Regions from separate parts of the Homo sapiens genome. Here region 1 is linked to region 2. Evidence: chromatin contacts called from ENCODE Hi-C data. All regions are on one chromosome and are shown on one strand. Each heading gives the region's core, a stretch centred on a gene start or an enhancer-like site at or near the end of the contact. The rest is flanking DNA. Distances are from core to core; before and after follow the strand shown. Region 1 overlaps TRAK1 (trafficking kinesin protein 1). Region 2 overlaps ULK4 (unc-51 like kinase 4).

Region 1 (3,917 bases), core at 1,036-3,535, 430 kb after region 2:
CTCGGTACGTGACACCAGGCTATGTGGAACTCAACTGTGTAATTTTGTGTCCGTTTTCTTAGAAAGCGTTTCTTCTGTTGGTAATTAAGGCCATGGAATTCTAGAGAACTCCCCAGTGTTGGTTTTCGTTCCTGTCTCTGAAGCATAGTTAGTCTTTCCTTTCCCATCCTATGAGGGTTTCTCTGCTTGTCCTTCTCTCTTCTGGAGATCCCCTTTGCTGTTCACAGCAAGTGAGCTGTCCCTCAGTGGGGAGAGAGGCAGAAAAGGAAGACTTGGACCTATCCCTTGTCCCTTTGTGGCTGGGGTGTGAGCCAGGGTGGAGTCGGAGGTCTTGCTTCCATTTCTGCCACTGCTTAGCCTTGAGACTTCCCCCATGTCTCTGAACCTTGCAGGGCCACAGTTTCCCCTTCTGTCTTTTAGATCTGGGTCTCCTCATTTATGAAATGTGTTCCCAATCCTCATCCTGCACTGCCTGCTGGCTTGTGAGAGTAAATGAAAGGCAGTAATAGATACAAGTGCTTTGCGTTGTTCAGCAAACATTTATTGAACACTTACTAGTTACCAGGCAGGGTTCCGGGTGCTGGGCAAACAGCGGAAAGCGAATCAGCATCTGGAGGTGCTGTCGCTACATCCCGAGGCCTCTTGCATGGTGGGACCTGCCGCAGGCCAAGCACCCATCTCGAGTCTGCTGCTGGTTTGCTCTGTGACATTTGGCCACCTCCTCAGCTTGAACACAGTGTCCTTTTCCATTCAATGAGGAGGTTGCGCCAGTAGTTTTTAGCTCTAATGTCCTCTTTGTAATTTGTGGAATCACAACTTTTGTGGTATGGAAAGTAATTACTAAGACTGAATCTCTGAAGATGTTCAGCTAAAGCTGTAAACTGCATAGTCCCTTGATAGAGAGGAATTTTCTAGAAGGTTGTCTGTCAGATACCACTTACAAAGTATCACATACATCTCCAGCACCAGTGTGGCCTATGTATGAGTCTTTATTCCTGCCCTTTAATCCTTATAATTTTAAGAAAATGGAATTGTTTCCAAGTCTGTACAGAATGGTTTCCAAGTGGCTGAGTAGGTGAGGAGTGTTGTCTTGTGAAGTCATTAAAACATTGCTGTGGGTTTGCAGTCACTGCCATGGGTAATGTGTCATGAGAGAGGGTTATTGCCTCTAGCCAGAGCGCCTGCCTCCCCAAGCATAGCCAGGGGTCATGCTCTGCACCCACCTCTCTGATGGCCAAGTGGAAAGTTGGTGGGTAAAGAAATGGAGTGGGAGAGGGACAGGGAGGAAAAAAATAAAAAAGATGGACCTCTGTATGGTGGCCACTATTTGATGAGCGAAGGTCCCTTTTCTTGTTCTTTGTCACCTTTAATGTGGTCTGTAGCATTCTCTGAAGTCCCAGAGTGTGGCGCCAGGATGGAAGTCCCAGTGTGCAGACTGGAGGCATGCATGTTTAATCTGGCCCTCAGTATTCAACATTTAGAAATCAGGGACTCTCATAAAAATACAGATCCCTGGTCTCTTGGGTGGAGTCAGCATGTCAAGGACTGGGGGCGTCACCGGGAAGTGCTGTGAGTGGCGGCTGCCCCCCAGACACAGCCCTCAGAATGTGCAACTCTTGCTCTCACCGCTCAGAGAAATTTAGGGTATGAAGAAAGCTTTTCTGCAGCCACTTACCTTTGTTCTACAGAGGAAGAAACTGAGTCCCAGGCATATGAACATGTGATTTGCCAGAGTGATAGGACGAAGTTGAGGGGGCAGAACCGAGGCTGGGCGTCCTTTCTCCAAACTCTTGAAACTGTGCTCCTGGCCGGCACCCAGGGCCTCTCGGCTTCCAGCAGGTGGCAGTTGTGGTGCTGGTTTCCTGCCATTGCCTCTTTCTGGCATTCCTTTCCTCCCTCTCCTGTTCTTCTCTCCTCCTTTGCTTTTGCTTGAGCTTTCTCTCACTAGGTTTTTCCTCTTTCTCTCTCCTGTCTTTTATTCTTCCCTCTCCCCTTGCTGTTTTCTCAGATCTCCTGCCAACTGGGTGAGTGTCTAGGGCTACTTTCCTTCTAGACAGCTCTTCTGCACACTCTGCTCACCTTGCAGCTACTCAGGTCCCTGTTCTCCTGGGCTTAGAGCCCTCAAGCTCCAGCGTGCAGGCACGAGGCCCAGAAACCCTGTTGGAATGATCGCACTCCCTCTCTGGAGGTGGCCACCACTCAGAGCATTTAACTCCTCTGTGGAGGAGGAGGTCCCTTGATCCTAGATAGGCTGACTTCTTCTGAGAGTCCACATATCTGTATTTCTTCTTTTCTTTTTTTTTTTTGAGACTGAGTCTAGCTCTGTCATCAGGCTGGAATGCAGTGGCCTGATCTCGGCTCACTGCCCAACCTCTGCCTCCTGGGTTTAAGCGATTCTCCCGCCTCAGCCTCCCGAGTAGCTGGGATTACAGGCACGTGCTGCCACGCCCAGATAATTTTTGTATTTTTAGTAGAGACGGGGTTTCACCATGTTGGCCAAGATGGTCTCGATGTCCTGACCTTGTGATCCGCCCACCTTGGCCTCCCAAAGTGCTGTATTTTTATTGTTTTTAGAGGGAGTTTCACTCTGTCGCCCAGGCTGGAGTGCAGTGCTGCGATCTTGGCTCACTGCAACCTCCACCTCCCGGGTTCAAGCAGTTCTTCCTGCTTCAGCCTCCCAAGTAGCTGGGATTATAGGCGTCCACCATCACGCCCATCTAATTTTTTTTTTTTGTATTTTTAGTAGAAACGGAGTTTCACCATGTTGGCCAGGCTGGTTTTGAACTCCTGACCTCAAGTGATCTGCCCGCCTCGGCCTCCCAAAGTGCTGGGATTATAGGTGTGAGCCACTGCGCCCCGCTGAGATCTGTATTTACATGAGGTTCTCTGAGTGTTAAATGTTGGACACTAATTTAGAGCTATTGCCTTTGCTGTAAAATGTAAGCATTGCCTCAGGCACCTGGCAGGTTTTGTGAAGCTGGCATGTCACCTGAGAATCAGTGCAAATCCCTAGACGGAGGAGTCTCCTCCTAGCCGCTCTCTGCAGGTGAGGATCTAGCCCCAGTCAGGTGGAGAATGGACACAGCTGCTTCTGCAGCTCTGCACCTTCCAGGTGCCAAGCAGGCTCCAGCACACTTTCTTCACTCCCTGGTGGCCCTAACTGAAGCCCACATCCTGGGTAGGAGGGTCCATTCCAAATCTTACGCCTTGGGAAAAACCTAGGAAGGGTTATACCTCTGAAGAGGTAAAGAGTCCTTTTAGGTTATTTTACTTTCAAAGTGATGTCATAAGAATGGTAGGTATTGGATTGACATCTGCTGAGCAATTGAGGGGACATTTACCATCCCATGGGACTTTCCTCTATGCTGGATAAAGACCTAGGGTGATACTGAGGTGGGTTTGAAAAGACCTTGACACTAGATGGCTCCACCTGCCTCATGTTGCAGGCTGGGCATGTGTCTGTCCTGGACAGGCAGGGGATTCACAGACTAGTCCTGCCACCGGCTGCTGCTCTCTCCTTCCCTTGTTCCATCACTCTTCTCACACTTACTGTTGCCTGGCAAAGTAGTAAGGGCTGGGCTGAAGGTAAGGTGGATAATTCAAAGCCTTTTCTCTTGAGGGGCTCACAATTAGTAGGGAAGAGCCACAGAGAATACACTTCTAACATCGTAGTGAAGTCATTTATGTACTGAGAACTGTGGAAGCCAGAGAAGAGAGGTTAAGGGAGGCTTTGCAATAGAGAGTGACATTTGAATGATATTTTAAGATGGAGTTTGCTAGGCAGTGAAGGGCATTCTAGGGAGCTAAAACAGCTGGTCTAAAAACTCAGATTTGTGAAAAAAATGTGTTTGGAAAATGGTGAGAAGTTGGTATGCCTTAAGTGAAGGGAAATTGGAGAAAATAGCAGAGGCTGGGCT
Region 2 (3,896 bases), core at 1,266-3,765:
TAACTGCTATTTGCTTCTGGAAGCCTGAATATACTGGTGGTAGCCAGACTATATAAGACAATAGAACTCTAACCCACAACCTCTACAGGAACCAGTAGGGAAGCCAAAACCACAACCTCTGTAGCCATTAGCCTGGGATGGTTAGGATTTAGTCAACAACTGTCAGCTTCAGTATTTTTTGTACTCTTCCAACTTAGGGCCGACTAGAGAAAGCCAAAAATGTTCCCCGAACCAATCACATAGGATGTCCTGCTTCTAATGAGCCCACTTCCAGTTTCCCCTGCCAAATAGCCTCCAATCAGGGCACACCTGAAGTCTTCCTTCTCCCACTCCCCTCCTTGCCTTTAAGTCTCTGCCAAATGCTAGTGATGTTGGCCAACTTCTTTGCCATAGCAACTCTGAAAAAACAACCTGTTTGTTCTCATTTGGTTGGTCTTTGTTGATTTCTACCCACCAGTGTAAGTCATAGAATATAGCCCCTTTTTAATAATTAAATTTAGAAGACTCACAAATTCTTGGTATGTATACCAGACTTTATTGAGAGTCTGGAGTAATGGAGGGTTTATAGCAGCAACACCAACAATTTAAAATTGAAGTATATCTGTTTTTAATCATCTTCAATCACTTGCAACTTTAACTTTTCTCTGCACAGCAAAAGAAACTACCATCAGACTGGACAGGCAACCTACAAAATGGGAGAAAATTTTCGCAACCTACTCATCTGACAAAGGGCTAATATCCAGCATCTACAATGAACTCAAACAAATTTACAAGAAAAAAACAAACAACCCCATCAAAAAGTGGGCAAAGGACATGAATACACACTTCTCAAAAGAAGACATTTATGCAGCTAAAACACACATGAAAAAATGCTCACCATCACTGGCTATCAGAGAAATGCAAATCAATACCACAATGAGATACCATCTCACACCAGTTAGAATGGTGATCATTAAAAAGTCAGGAAACAACAGGTGCTGGAGAGGAGGTGGAGAAATAGGAACACTTTTACACTGTTGGTGGGACTGTAAACTAGTTCAACCATTGTGGAAGTCAGTGTGGCGATTCCTCAGGGATCTAGAACTAGAAATACCATTTGACCCAGCCATCCCATTACTGGGTATATACCCAAAGGATTATAAATCATGCTGCTATAAAGACACATGCACACGTATGTTTACTGCGGCACTATTCACAATAGCAAAGACTTGGAACCAACCCAAATGTCCAACAATGATAGACTGGATTAAGAAAATGTGGCACATATACACCATGGAATACTATGCAGCCATAAAAAATGATGAGTTCATGTCCTTTGTAGGGACATGGATGAAATTGGAAATCATCATTCTCAGTAAACTATCGCAAGAACAAAAAACCAAACACCGCATATTCTCACTCATAGGTGGGAACTGAACAATGAGAACACATGGACACAGGAAGGGGAACATCACACTCCGGGGACTGTTGTGGGGTAGGGGGAGTGGGGAGGGATAGCTTTAGGAGATATACCTAATGCTAAATGACGAGTTAATGGGTGCAGCACACCAGCATGGCACATGTATACATATGTAACTAACCTGCACATTGTGCACATGTACCCTAAAGTATAATAATAATAAAATTAAAAAATAATAATAATTTTTAAAAAAGAAAAAAAAAACTTTTCTCACAGGCCTTCTTCCTTCACAAGCTCTGGGCTCCTATTCTGCTGCCTAACTTTTTGGCTTCTAGGCAGCCCTCCTCTTTGTTTCTGCCTCCTTTCCTCTTTTCTTAGCTCTCCCACCAACCAATACATTTTTATTTCTTATGCAGACAAATTTTAGCTACTCTGCTACCCCCATCCCCTTTCTTCATCCAGGGTTCTACGCCACTCCCCAGTCCTACCTACAAAAGAAAGAGAAGCTCAATACAGACCATCCATGGCCTCATAGTTATAGAAAGGCCAGGCATATGTTTCCAGGTAACTGCTTTTCTGTCTTCAACCAGACCACCTTTCCAGGACAGAGCACCTATATGCAAAAGGGGGGTACTTCCCTCATAATCCAAGCTCATAATGTTATAGCAGGTAGTCAGGCAGACATGAGCAGGGCAGGAGAGGGCACCCCACCCCAACCAGGAACATCAGGCAACATCAGGTGATAGGCGGTTGTTAACTGTCTCTCTAAAATTATTGGTCACAGTCAGTGCTAGGGAAAGGCAGTCTCCCTAGATAGAAACACCTGAAACTGGTGATCAGAAGCTTCCTCGTAAGATCTAAGGAGTTAGGTGACTGGGCTCAACATGTGCACTAAGAGGCAAAATGGCAGAGTTTGGTATATGACCTTCTAGGAACATTCTAGTGGTAAAGGAAGAACTGCCTCAAGTGAGCATGTGTATAACTCCAGTAAACACAGTGCACATGCAGCCCCTGCCAAGTTCTGGAGGCCCCTGCACATACGAACAACCCACCCCAAGGGAAGCATCAGGGGGAAAGAGATGCAGACCCTGGAAGCATGCCAACATATAAAGCCCCAAGTCCAAGGTCAAACCACAAACTTGAGTCTCTCAAGTTGCCCACTTGGCCCTCTTCCAACTGTACTTTACTTCCTTTTGTTCCTGCTATAAAACTTTTAAATAAACTTTCACTCCTGCTCTAAAACTTGCCTTGAGTCTGCCTATGCCCCCGAGTCAAATTCTTTCTTCTGAGGAGGCAAGAACTGAAACTGTGGCAGACCCATACGGATTTGCCACCACTAACAATACCTCCCCCAAAGATGGGAAATTCTCTCTTCCAAATATCCATTTTAAACAGTATTATCTATTTATTTATTTCCTTTAACATCCATTGATTTTTATCTAAAGTAGTGGCTAAATTGTCTTAGGACCTGAGAAATTTCAAACCCGTTAACACACCAACACAAAGAATGAGTTAATACTACACTTATTGATTAATCATGTTACAGGATGTTTGGAGAGTGCAGTCTGATACATGATGAACCTCAATCTGCATTTTGAGAAATCAAATTAAAATTGTACGCTTTAATGACAACCCAACACCAAACAGCAACAATGCAGCAAGACAATAAAGAACAACAACAAAAAAGGACAAAGCCCTAAAAATTATCTTCATCAAATCACTTCTTTTTTTTTTTTTTTTTTTTTTTTTTGAGACTGAGTCTCGCTCTTTCACCCAGGCTGGAGTGCAGTAGTGCGATCTCAGCTCACTGCAAGCTCTGCCTCCTGGGTTCACGCCATTCTCCTGCCTCAGCCTCCCAAGTGGCTGGGACTACAGGCGCCCACCACCGCCCCCGGCTAATTTTTTGTATTTTTAGTAGAGACGGAGTTTCACCGTGTTAGCCAGGATCGTCTCGATCTCCTGACCTCGTGATCTGCCCGCCTCGGCCTCCCAAAGTGCTGGGATTACAGGCGTGAGCCACCGCGCCGGCCCATTAAATCACTTCTAATTCATAGTGAGAAAACCACGACGACACAATCTGACACAGTATATGACAGCAAACATGTTCTAAACCTTTGAGTGGGCATGGCTTTGCTCACTGGTACGGGGTCACCTTATTAAAATAGAGACTGAATCATTGAGACAATAGACAATGAGTACCTTTTTGCTGCTGTGGAGTTGGATAATTTGCTCACCAATGTTCTGCCCTTCCAGAATCTTCCACAGAATTTATACATATACGTTATATATTTATATATACTACTATATGCTACATATTTTATGACATATATAATATATATTTAATGGTATTAAAATAAATACCATTGCACCCTAATCAAGCTCCTCTGTACCAGTGATCTCTATTATAAAATTCTATCAGTCATTATTTATTTTAGTGTAGGGATAATATATGGAATAATCCAAGGAATTTTAATAATTAATACTAGTAATATTGATT

What was found. Hi-C counts contacts between places; a loop is a spot of excess contacts on that map. Pooled maps may share reads with other maps.
Region 1: a loop to region 2 is called in a map of K562, with 3 times the contacts of the local background. The contact joins two enhancer-like sites. A Hi-C loop is called at or near these places in 2 of 168 maps with a recorded cell type or tissue (K562 and endothelial cell of umbilical vein), 7 of 37 single-sample maps with no recorded cell type and 2 of 50 pooled maps.

What each region holds. Positions count from the first base shown.
Region 1 is chr3:42,115,531-42,119,447 of GRCh38, forward strand. All of the region lies in intron 1 of TRAK1 (trafficking kinesin protein 1), which reads left to right. Among named protein-coding and RNA genes, the nearest start is that of TRAK1, 26 kb to the left of the region's middle. RefSeq lists an enhancer at 3,582-3,671. Within about 2 kb of position 2,286, at least 19 of the 41 ENCODE cell types and tissues checked have a DNase peak (open chromatin) inside an H3K27ac peak, as active enhancers do.
Region 2 is chr3:41,688,821-41,692,716 of GRCh38, forward strand. The region is part of intron 27 of ULK4 (unc-51 like kinase 4); the gene reads right to left. Among named protein-coding and RNA genes, the nearest start is that of ULK4, 270 kb to the right of the region's middle. Within about 2 kb of position 2,516, at least 2 of the 41 ENCODE cell types and tissues checked have a DNase peak (open chromatin) inside an H3K27ac peak, as active enhancers do.